Regions from separate parts of the Homo sapiens genome. Here region 2 is linked to region 1. The links are chromatin contacts, found by Hi-C in ENCODE. All regions are on one chromosome and are shown on one strand. The core of a region is the stretch at or near the end of the contact, and the rest is flanking DNA. Distances in the headings are between cores, read along the strand shown.

What was found. Hi-C counts contacts between places; a loop is a spot of excess contacts on that map. Pooled maps may share reads with other maps.
Region 2: a map of naive thymus-derived CD4-positive, alpha-beta T cell shows a loop between it and region 1 (9-fold over the local background). The contact joins two enhancer-like sites. A Hi-C loop is called at or near these places in 1 of 168 maps with a recorded cell type or tissue (naive thymus-derived CD4-positive, alpha-beta T cell), 10 of 37 single-sample maps with no recorded cell type and 7 of 50 pooled maps.

Annotation. Positions count from the first base shown.
Region 1 is chr9:99,758,272-99,763,934 of GRCh38, reverse strand. All of the region lies in intron 2 of LOC101928438 (a long non-coding RNA gene), which reads left to right. Among named protein-coding and RNA genes, the nearest start is that of NR4A3, 61 kb to the left of the region's middle. RefSeq lists an enhancer at 1,307-1,356. Within about 2 kb of position 1,299, at least 2 of the 41 ENCODE cell types and tissues checked have a DNase peak (open chromatin) inside an H3K27ac peak, as active enhancers do.
Region 2 is chr9:99,718,593-99,725,113 of GRCh38, reverse strand. All of the region lies in intron 2 of LOC101928438 (a long non-coding RNA gene), which reads left to right. All of the region lies in intron 2 of LOC124902234 (a long non-coding RNA gene), which reads right to left. Among named protein-coding and RNA genes, the nearest start is that of NR4A3, 100 kb to the left of the region's middle. RefSeq lists an enhancer at 2,056-2,125. Within about 2 kb of position 4,278, at least 5 of the 41 ENCODE cell types and tissues checked have a DNase peak (open chromatin) inside an H3K27ac peak, as active enhancers do.

The DNA of each region.
Region 1 (5,663 bases), core at 50-2,549:
GTCTAGCATTAGGAGTTTTTTGTTAAAAATCTGTCTTCACCTATTCATGTAATAAATTACGACGCAACCATTAAAAACAACGTTTTTTTAAGACTGTTAATGACATAGGCAAAGGTTCATGATACTCAGAATTAACAGTATACCTAGTTTGATGCAAATTTTATTTAAAAAAAGAAAAAGAATAAAAAATATATATAATATGAGACTATGGAATGCTGTGTACCAAAATGTTAAAAGTGATTTTCTCTAGATGATCAAATTGGAAAGGAATTTTGTTTTCCTGTTTAATTTTTTCTGTACTTTCCAAAATGAATTATGTTGGTAAATTGCTTTCTAAAAGTGTTCTACTATTTTGCAATATCATCAGCCATACTGTATTCTCAATACTACTTGATATGGTGCTATTATTTTCAAGGTTCTTGATATTAGATGTGGTCATCTTCTTTTTATTTATATTCGGACATTTTTGTGGAATTTTGACATGAGTTAAATGCATTTACCCTTAGCTATATTTTATAGGAAGAAATAAAACTCTCGTAATGTACATTAATCATTCTAAATTTATTTTTGCTAATTTAATTGGCAATATCCCACATTATTTTTAGTTTTGTTTCTTTGTGCTCAATTAATTTTTTATAGCTTTCTTTTCTTGTTGTACATTGACTGTTCTCTGAATTACTTCTATATCCACTCACATCCTTTGGCTAGTACATTTTGAGATGATAAGACAGGGTTAGAGATTATTCAAAGCAGAGAGAACAGTGTGAGCAAAGGCATGGGATAATGAATTGTGGAATGGGTTTGGGAGATAGCAATTCCACTTTGAAAGGAGTGTGGTGTGCTTGTAGGAGAATAGGTAGGCAGGAAAATGTAATGCCCTGGAGGTGTTGAACATTGCTTGCTCTTCCCCACCTCCTTCTCAAAGAATCTCTTCTGCTCAGGGCCCTGCTTCCAATGAGTCTATTCTCTAAACCTGTTATCCTGCCCATTCCCCATGTGATTGGATCACAGCTGATTGGAATAGAGCGGGCTTCTGATCCAAGTACCCATCATCCATAGGCTGTTCTGTGACATTTCTATGGTCTAGCATGAAAAGACGGGCCATTTGGAATTGGTAAATTAAGAGACTGAACCAATTAGTGGGGGCAGAAACTACAAGGAAGTGTTGAGAGTTATCAAGGTTTAAAAGGTATTGGGAGTGACCACATTGTGCTGTGTTAGCCGAAACTATCAGAGAATGGAAACTGCATAAACAGAGGAAGCAGAGTAATAGAAGGGAAACTGAAAGGAGAAGCAGCAACACGGATAGAAAGAGAGAGTGGTTGAGTTTTAGAGCTTTCTTGTTTTCTGACAGTTATCAATTGAACAATGAGTGTGCTTTAAAACATTTTCTTACCTGGGTGTGGTGGTGCATGCCTGTAGTTCCAGCTACTGGGGAGGCTGAGGCAGGAGGATCACTTGAGTACAAGAGTCCAAGACTAGCCTGGGCAACATGGCAAGACTATGTCTCTTAAAAAAGAAAATTCCAGGCATGGTGTGGTTCATGCCTGTAATCCCAGCACTTTGGGAGTCTGAGGCAGGTAGATCACCTGAGGTCAGGAGTTCAAGACCAGCCTGGCCAACATGGCGAAACCCCATCTCCACTAAAAATACAAAACTTAGCCAGGCGTGGTGGTGCGCGCCTGTAGTCCCGGCTACTCAGGAGGCTGAGGCAAGAGAATCGCTTAATCCAGGAGGCAGAGGTTGCTGTGAGCCAAAATTGTGCTGCTGTACTCTAGCCTGGGCATCAGAGCAAGACTCCATCTCAAAAAAAAAAAAATTTTTTTTTGAGGTAACTTGAGTAGATCTCTAGTCCTTCCAAGCATGTAGGCATTTTGGGGGCCATATTATGAAGAACTTTGGATGCTAAGGAAAGACATTTGTAATTGCTAGGCAAGGGATAAATATTAAGAATTTTTGAGGTGTGGAGTAATATATGAGAAGTATATTACATGAAGATTAATCTGGTAGTAGTATGTAGGAGAGACGGAGGAACTGATTCTGGAAGCTATTACAAGAAAATATGTGGGAGGTAATTAAAGCTTTGAGGATATGATAGAAGGAAGGTAAATGAGTGGATAGATGTAAAACATATAACAAAGGCAGGATCAACAACATATGATAATTTATTAGATACAAGGGACTGGGAAAAGAACAAGTCAAAGTTGAAGCTCAGATTTTAAATTCTGGGGATTAGAAGTTGGTAAGAGAAATAGGAAAGTCCTATTAAGAGAAATAGGAAAGTCAGAAGGACCAGACCGCTGTTAATTTCATGTTGGTTGAGTTTCATGTGCTGGTAGGGAAGTACTGTTTTGTTCTGCTTAAATAATGTTTATTGAGTTCCTAAACCTTGTTTTAGGCTCTGGATGGCGGAGGTGAGAGGTTGAAGTACAAAAATGAGTAAAATAAGGTTTGTGCCTTTGAGGAAACTCTAGTGTTATGGGTGAAGTTATCTTTCAGGTAGAGATGTACGCGTGGAGCTTGGGAGAGAACTTTTGGACAGGAGATTCAGGTGTCAACAGAGTCCCAAAGAAGTGGATTATGAATGGATAGACAGAGGGGATGCAGAGAGGAGGACTAAGGCTAAAACCATAGTGAAGAGCTTGTGTCACAGGGCAGGAGAGTCAAGAATAATCAGAGGAGGCATGGCCAGGACATTCACAGGAGAAGCAGGATAGTACAGGGTCAAAAGAAAAACCATAGGAATGGAGGGTTTCAGGAGGCATAAGGCCATCAATAGTTTTAAATGTCATAGGAAGCTTGAGAGAATGAAGTTGGTCTGGTGTGTAGGAGGTCATTTGTGATCCTAGAGGGAATTTGTGAGTAAGAGCAAGTGAAGAAATGTAGAAAGCAAAGGTAGACCACTCTTCTAATAGTTTGGGTTTTGAAGGGATGATAAGAGGAGGAAACTTGTGGGAGGGGGCAGAGTCCAGAGAAGGTTTGGTTTGTTTGTTTATTTTTAAAGACTTCATCTACATGAGGAGGCAGAAGAAGAGATCACTGGTCTGGAGGAATCAAAGATTCAAGAAAAAGAATGGAAGGAGCAAGGAAGTAAGGATTTGGGAGGGTTCATGATCAAGAGTAAAGGTGAAGGACATGACCTTGCCAGAAGGAGAGACATTCATTTCATCCTGGAGCCAAAGATTGAAAGGCAAAATACAATATACAGTGTGAAGGAATTCAGAGGGGAAGAGAAAGGAAGTACAAAGAAAAACACTTCAAATGGCTCCAGTTTTCTCAGAAAAGTAGCTAACTAGAAGTGGAGTCTTGTGATTGGGGATTTTAGGAACCTAGAGGAAGAGAAAGTTTTGAAAGGCCACTGAAGAGAATGGAAAAGGGAATTAATAAGGTAAATGAGAGGATTTTTGAGTGGTAATCAAGAGACAAATAGGGATGAAAAGTTGAGAGAAGAATCAAGAAAATGAAAATGATTTCAAATGCTAGCAGTACTCATAGAATTTTACAGAATTCCTCCCTCCCCCACCTACACGATTTTACAAATGAAGAATTTAATTCCAGAGTGGGTAAGCAACTTACTGTGAGTTTGTTGGAGTTCTAACTTCTGCCCTCCTTCTTTCTGAATGAAAAGAGATGTGACAATTGATTATAAAGTTAATTTAAGGAATTGATTCAAATTTGAAATCTGACTAAACCTGGAAAATATGAAATTGACCCAATCAAAAGATCAGAGCCTATATATATTAAACAAATGTGATAGTTGGTCAGTAAGTCAGAAGAAATGATTCAGGAATATTCTCTTCAGTGTGTATTCTGGGTTAGAATATTTTGTCAAATGTTTACATAATTATGATTTTGCACATAAATATTTAAATGTCTGGTTGATACAAAGTAACTGTCAATTCACTTACTGTCTAAAGAAAACTCAGTTGTCACAGTGCCATTCTATAATAAGAGTCCAGTTTCCAGGGTAAAAGTTACAGTTGTGGAAGATAATCTGGAAAATTATTACATATTCAGAAGTAATCAATCATTTCTGGTAATGGAATGAGAATATTATTTAAACTGTTTTCAAAAGTATTCAGTTTATTCCCAGATCTCAAGACTCTGTTCCTTAAATTTCTATAAATCATCTTACAGATGAGGCTTTGACTTTCTGAGGACTCATTTTTTCAGCAGAGGTCCAAGAAAGGCTGAATTTCCTCATAGGTGGTAGGAGTGAAATAATATTCTTATTTCCTTGTGGACAAGATCAAATAATAACTTCATATTGAATCTCAAGAGTGACCATTAGGGAACAAATGATATAATCATAACTCTTCTGTGTCATTTCCATGTGCAATTTTAGTAGTTACAATGAATAGACACTTCTCAAAAGAAGACATATATGTGGCCAACAAGCATATGAGAAAATGCTCAACATCACTAATAATTAGAGAAATGCAAATCAAAACCACAATGAGATACCATTTCACACCAGTCAGAATGGCTATTATTAAAATGTCAAAAAATAACAGATGTTGGTGAGGTTGTAGAGAAAAGGGAACACTTACTGCTGGTGGGAATGTAAATTAGTTCAGCCATTGTGGAAAGCAGTTTGGAGTTTTTTCAAAGAACTTGAAACAGAACTACCATTTGATCCAGCAATCCTGTTACTGGATATACAACCAAAGGAATCATGCACTCATATGTTCATCACAACACTATTCACAATAGCAAAGACATGGAATCAACCTAGATGCCCATCAACAGTGGGCTGGATAAAGAAAATATGGTACATATACACCATGGAATACTATGCAGCCATAAAAATGAATGAAATCATGTCCTTTGCAGCAACAGGGATGCAGCTGGAGGCCATTATCCTAAACAAATTAATGCAGGAACAGAAAACCAAATACAGCATGTTCTCACTTATAAGTGGGAGCTAAACACGGAGTACACATGGACACAAAGAGGGGAACAAAAGACACTGGGGCTTACTTGAAAGTGGAGGGTGGGAGAAGGATGAGGATAAAAAAAACTACCTATCAGGTACTATGCTTACTACCTAGGTGATGAAATCATTTGTACACCAAACCCCAGTGACACACAATTTACCCATGTAACAAACTGCACATGTACCTGTTGAACCTAAACTAAAAGTTGGAAGAAAAAAAGTTTTAGTAGTCATAGAATAGACAATGGCCACAGTATTAGGGGGAATATTATTATTACCCTTGCATATTGCCAAGCACATTGTAATTGTTGGTATTCTTTATCCCACTGTGACAGCAGATGGGAATGCCATCAGTGATATCCATAGGCTTAGGCTTCAGCATGAGGTGGGGGTCAGTGATTGTCCTGGCCTCTTACCCTGGAGGTAAAATGGAAGAACTCAAGTTTTTTTGGGGCTGAATTCCAAGGAAGCCTCAGGAGAGTTCTTCACACTGAACTGGTACTGAAATCTTTAACACTTTTCTGAATTGGTAGACTTTGTCCTCAGGGTGGAGACAATACTAGTGGTATACCCATCTCTATTGGTGTGTGTATGTGGGCACACATATGTGTATGTAAGTATAAATGTATGTATATCCACTGCTGCTGGCAGTCCAGACTTAGAATTCCACAGGGGACAGTGGGTCTCCCACTCTTACTATCTTTTAAGTCCCAGTTTAAGAATGGGT
Region 2 (6,521 bases), core at 3,029-5,528, 42 kb after region 1:
ATTCTTGCCATTTTAGAGTTCTTAGACCAGTAAGGGAGTCAGACATTCATCAGACAAATACATATGATGATGCTGTGAAGGAAAAGTACAAGAAGATATAAGAATGTATAACAGAATTGAATTTGATCTAGTTTGTGCAGATAGAGATCAGGGATGGCTTCTTTGGGGAAAAAAAACAACAACAGATGTTTGAATTGAGAATGGGAGGGTGAATAGGAGTAAACTATGCAAAGGGAGGTAAGGAAAGGGACAACAGCATTCCAGACAGTGGAAGCAGTGTGTGCAAAGGACCTGTGGCAGGGAGCATGGATTTAAAATGTGAAAGATGACCAGGAGATTTAGCATACAGCAAGAAAGGTAGAGAGTGGCTGACATGAGGCTGGAAAGAAAGGCAGGAGCCAGATAATACTGGGTTCTTTGTTTTCATTTCAGAAGCAACAAGCAGGTATTGGACATTTAAATCAGGAGCTAACATGTTCAATTTTGCATTTTGAAATGGATATTCTTGATGCTATTTGGAGAATAGAGGGGAGTTGACACTCAGGAAAGCTAGTACAAGCTTGTTACAGTAGTCCGAGAGAGATCTTGTCAGATTGGACAACAGAGATGGTGGTGAGGAGAGAACATTACGAAAGAAGACTTACCAGGACTTGATACTGATGGGATGCAGATAAAGAAAAGAGAAAAGTGAATCAGCAAGTAAAGTTATGGATTTGGGAGTCTTCCTACCCAGTGTTACTATTAACAGATATTATGGAAAATGGGAGGTGGTGCTGGTTTGATATGCAGGGTTGGGGGCATGTTGAGTTATCCAAGTGAAAATGCATCTAGTAAGCATTTGGATTGGGATTTATAAAAACAACAAAAGGATTGAAGTTGTAAAATTGAGAACTTCAATAAAGTTGTTGGTGGTTAAAATAATGTGACGGGAGGAATCTGTAAATAGAGGGGATAGTGAGGAAACATAATAGTGGACTCAGAGCTGAATCGTGTAGAACAACTAGGTAGTACAACTGGGTAGAACAACTGATGTAGTAGATGAACTTGCCAAGAAGTTGCCACAGAAGAAAAAGGGTATTAGTCCACCAAGAAAAATCAGAAAATTAGCCACTAAACATAGTTTAAAAAATTAAAACTTCATATATACTTCCCTTAATTAAATAACAGTATATCTATCAGGTTATATACTACCAGAAAGGAGATTACTATGTGGACTGCAGTGTACCATAAGTGTACCAAAGTCATCATATCATGGTTGCTCTAAGAATATAATATTTGTTTAAGGATGAATACAAATTAAGCTAATGGCCAGTACTAGCCAGAAGGCTAGAGGCTTCTTATCTCTGCATACACTAGTCACAACTGGAGAAATTATACTTAGCTTGTAGCTTTTACTAGTGAGCATCGTGGTCTAGAATCAGATTCTGTAAGACTAATCCATTTGTAAATAACAAGGACCTAGTGCATCATCAAGATGCTTTTTTTTCCTAAAAAATTAATAAGTAATTTGTTTCTAGGTCTGAGAAGTCACAGTGTGTTCCTGTGACCAAGTGCACCAAACTTCCATTCTTATTCCAAATGTCTCTAAAATCCAGTAATACTTGTCTCAGCATTGAATAAGCACATTAAAAAGGAAGTTATTGACTTCCTTGGCTGGAACTTTTTCTTCCCTTTGCAGGTATGCCCAAAGACTTCAGTTCTAAGATGGTAGTGGTATGCTCAGTTTGTGCCAGCTGCTGTCAGGGATTATGAGCCAAATTGGTTCTTTTTGGATGTAAAACCAACTTGAGGTGGGCACCAATGACTTAATGCACTTGCAAAACAAGGCATTTAAGTGAAAGTCTTTGTGTTCCTCTCTTTGCAAAGTCTTTTGTAAAAGCAAAACTCAGGTGGCTTCATCCAGCCAAGATTAAATTCAAAGTTGACTGCTGTAAAGACAAAACAAAAAAGTTCAAGCCAATGAATTGGGTAACTTGTTCAGTTTATGGTTAGTTGAAAACATAAGGCAAGACTTTTTCACTGCCCCTCCACATCTGTGCACAGAGGGGGTGCATGTGAAGAATCACTCTCTGATAGCTGCCTTTTGTGGTTTCACACTTGGAGAGCTAGCTCTGAACCACAGTCCCATAGTAGGGTGGGTCTATTCTTTTTGTAATATTCCCGATTTATCCCACTGTTTTCACAGTTTCTTCTGACATGCTACTTCCCCCTGCCTCAAGGATTTGAGGTGAACGTTTCAGATGGGTAGGATGACCACTCCTCCAACCTAAGCGTAGAAAGTTCGTTGAAATAAAAGGAGAATTAAGCTTCATGTATGTGAAAAGTCAGTGCAGATCCAGGACTTTAGGAAAAATTTACATTTTTAGAAATTATATCTAGGGAAGTACTAACTGAAGTCTAATCCTTTAGCAACAACATTTATTAACCTTTTAAAAAATTGAAGTATAATTTATATACAGTGAAATGCTCAAATCTTCAAGCTCAATCACTTTTGATAACTGCATATTAAGACACAAAATATTTTTATCAGCCCAGAATGATGTTCCCTCATGCTTCTTCCCACTCAATTTCCAAATTCACCCCCCAATCAACTGCTGATCTGCTTTCTATCACATAGGTTAGTTTAGTTTATTCTAGAATTTCTTATGACTGCAATCATACAGTATATGTTCTTATGTGTTTTGTTTCTTTCACCGGACATACTTTTGAGATTCATTCATGTTGTGTATATCAGTAGATCATTTCTTTCTATCGCTGAGTAATATTCTATTCTTTGAATATGCCACAGTTTTAAAAAAACACTTTTGCCTGTTGACGTACATCTGGGTTTTTTCTAGTTTTTGGCTATTATGAATAAAGCTGCTATGAACATTTTTATATAGGGCTTTATGTAAGCATAGGTTTTCGTTTCTCTTGGGAAAATATCTAGGAGTAGAATTGCCCGGCCACAGGGTAGACATATGTTTAACTCTTTAAGAAACTACTAAACAGTTTTCCAAAGTTATTGCATCATTTTATACTCCCAGCAGCAATATATGAAAATTTGGATTGCTCCACATTCTTTCCAACATTTGATGTTGTTAATCTTTTCTTAAAAAATTTCAGTCATGTATGTGTGTATGTGTGTATATGTGTGTGTTTTACTTTGCATGAAACTTATAAATAATAAAGTTGAGTATCTTTATATGTGCTTGTTGGCCATTTGTATATCTTCTTTTGTGGCTGTCCAAGTCTTCTTTAAAAAATGATTTGTCTTTTTATTATTGATTTATAGAATTTCTTTGTATGTTCTATATGCAATGTATTTGTCAGAGAGATATATATTATATATATACATAATATTCACTATATATAGATATATTTTATATTTTATATATAAATTTTATATTTATATAATACATAAATATATTATCTATAATATATAAAATATATAAGTATATTATATATAATTTATATATAAAGTATAAATTATAAATATATAATATATATAATTTATATATAAAGTATAAATATATAATATATATAATTTATATATAAAGTATAAATTATAAAAATATATAATGTATATATATTTTATATTTTTATATCTAAAATATTCACTATATATAGCTCTATCTACATATCTATCTATCTACTGAATTTTTTTTCTCAGTGCGTGGCTTGTGATTTATTTTCTTGACGGTGTCTTGATGAGCAAATGTTTTACAGTTTTAGGTAGTACAGTCTATTAGTGTTTTTATTTTATGGTTTATGCTTTGTATGTTCTTGAAAAATGTTTGCCCATTGCAAGGTTGCAAACATTTTCTTCCACTTTTTTTTCCTTTGTAACTGTATTATTTTATATTTACATTTAACTCTATAACCCTTCTCATATGGGTTTTTTTGGATGTGGTGTGAGGTAGGGGTCAAGGTTCTTTCTCTCTCCCTTTTTGTTTTGGATATCCAGTTATTCCAACCCAGTCGTTGAAGAGATTTTTCTTTTGTCATTGAATTGCTTTATATATGGTTGTATTTCTGTACTCTATTTTGTTTCTAGTCCTGTTTTGTTTTCTGTTAGTAATGATTTTGAAATAGGAATAGATTGGGATTCTTAGATATATAGAAGTTAATGAATTAGTATAGTCTCACAATAAGCATTTTTTTTTAACCACTTGAAGACTTTTTCTTGTGTTCAATGAACACAAGATCACTTATTTGATCCTTATGTGAGTACTTGAGGGGAAGTGGTTACAAGGAGCCAGAGTGCTAGCGTGTTTTGGCTTTTACTTTCTGTTTTAAGCAACATCTTCCAAGAATAAGCTGAAATCAGGCAAGAATTAGCTGGTTTGAGAGCAAAAACAGAGGGAATAGAGAGAGTCTAGAAATGCAGGGGCTGACAGGGTTGGAAAACCCAGCTATTCCTGAACTGAAATAAGCTGCTGCCTTTCTATACAAACCTATTATTTCAAATGGTTGCAGTGTAGCTGCCATGAGTTGAGAGAGGTAAAAGCTAGGTCACATTTGACCTTTTGCAATTAGTTAAATTTTTTTGCTGAATTCTTACCCACTTATATTCCACCCAGTGTCTCTTTCTCTGGTGCTTTGGCTCAGGTGAACCAGAGGTCATGTCCTGGCTCTCCTTGGAGGGCCCATCTTTCCTTAGAATTCAGGTTACTTGTCCTATGATTGCAACTCTCTAATAGTTCAAGAAAAGCTCTGATTTGTAGTCTATCCGGCTTTATTGTTGTGAACGTTGGACAGATATATTTTTAGCTTTTTACATCCCATGTGGAAATAGAACTCCCAAGAGAGTGATTTAGAAAGATATTATTCATCTTGTAAGATAACTTCCTGTAGTATTCCTTTGAATCGCAATATCCATTACCATTCCCTTCAATCTGTTTCTTTATGGGATCTTACTCACCTGCCTCCAAACTGCTAGACTACATCTCCTGGAATGTGCAATTTGGCATGTATTTCTATTCTAAGTAACATGCACAGATCCTGGAAAAACTAAAAGACCCTGTTTGTTGATTAATTGATGAATGGAATGTATTTACCAATCTTCTCACCTGACAAATCCTTATCTGTCTTTCAAGACCAAAAGCAAATGTCACTTCTTCTGAGAAAGCTCTATGAGTTCCTTTAGGAAGAGTTAGTTATTTTTTCTCTATGCCTTCATAATACTTTGTACATTCCTCCACTAGATGATTTTTATATCTTTTAGTTTAGATTGTGAATAAGATTGGAGCATGACCAATTCTTCTTATTTTGTATCTTTAGGTGCCTAGAACAACGTGTGGTACTTATAATTATGACTCAGTTTGTCAAATGGATGCATAAAAATTGATTTTCTAAATGAGCTGCTGAATATCTTTGTTGAATGATTATACACATTGGGTTTTGCATTTATGTAACTTTTATGTACATGAAGAAATGTACTTGTAAATGTATGTGTATATGTGTGTGAGTGTGTTTCATCTCCTAATGATGCAGGTAATTGCAGAATTTGCTTAGGACAAAGATATGGCACCTCTGCCATCATTTTCTCCTTGTATGCCATACCGTGAGATAAACCACCTCTGTTCTTTTTCCTGTTGATCCCAGGCATGAATTTAGAATCTGATCTTTCAATAATAATTCCACCAATAAACCAGATATTTCCCCTTCCTTAATCTAAGAGGCTCCTATCACAATAAGCGGGGGGGTCACCTTTGATTGATGCCCTTGCTGAATGGTACCTAGAGGGAAGATTCTAATAAGCTGCAGACACTTTGCAATTCCTGTCTTTCAGAACTTAATCGCATTTGCATTTTGGCTATGATCAGATGGTGGAAACACAAACTCCAAACTGTCAATCAACTTAGGCTTCTTTTCCAACTTTTCATAAATAAATTTCTTTAAAAATCTTTGAACATTCTTTTAAACACCGAAATTATGCAAGTAGTTTTTAAACAATTACTGTATTTTCTACCTATATATTACATTATAGTTGGTAACCTGTTCATTACTGAAAATCTAGCTTGGGAGGTATGCATCTAAATGTGTGTGTGTCTGTGTGTGTGTGTGTGTGTGCATATGTGTGTGAACTGAGGTATTCATGAGATTTGAGGGAGAAAAGAGGGAAAATATTTACTGAAAATATATTTTTTATATTGTCCAGTTTTTACCTTTAAATATCAGTAGAAAAAATGGAAGCATATAGATTTCTGGCATGTAATTTATCTTCAAAACAGAAATTAAACCTAACCAGTTATAAATTTGAGTTTCTTTCTGAATTAACCATGTTGGCACTACCCCAGCTACCTCCTTATGTTCACATGGTTGCTTCCAGACTCTATGTAGAATTTTATGCCTCTGTAGTATCAAATTTGTTAAATGGCATATTTTTATATCAGTAATTTTTATAGCATATTGTTATTCCAGACTTTTACATGCCTCTAATTTATTCTTAACTTCAATATAGCAGTATTGATTTTTTTCCTTCCAAGTTTGATGGTATGAACACTTCAGTTGTGATTTAAAGTCATTTCAACACCATC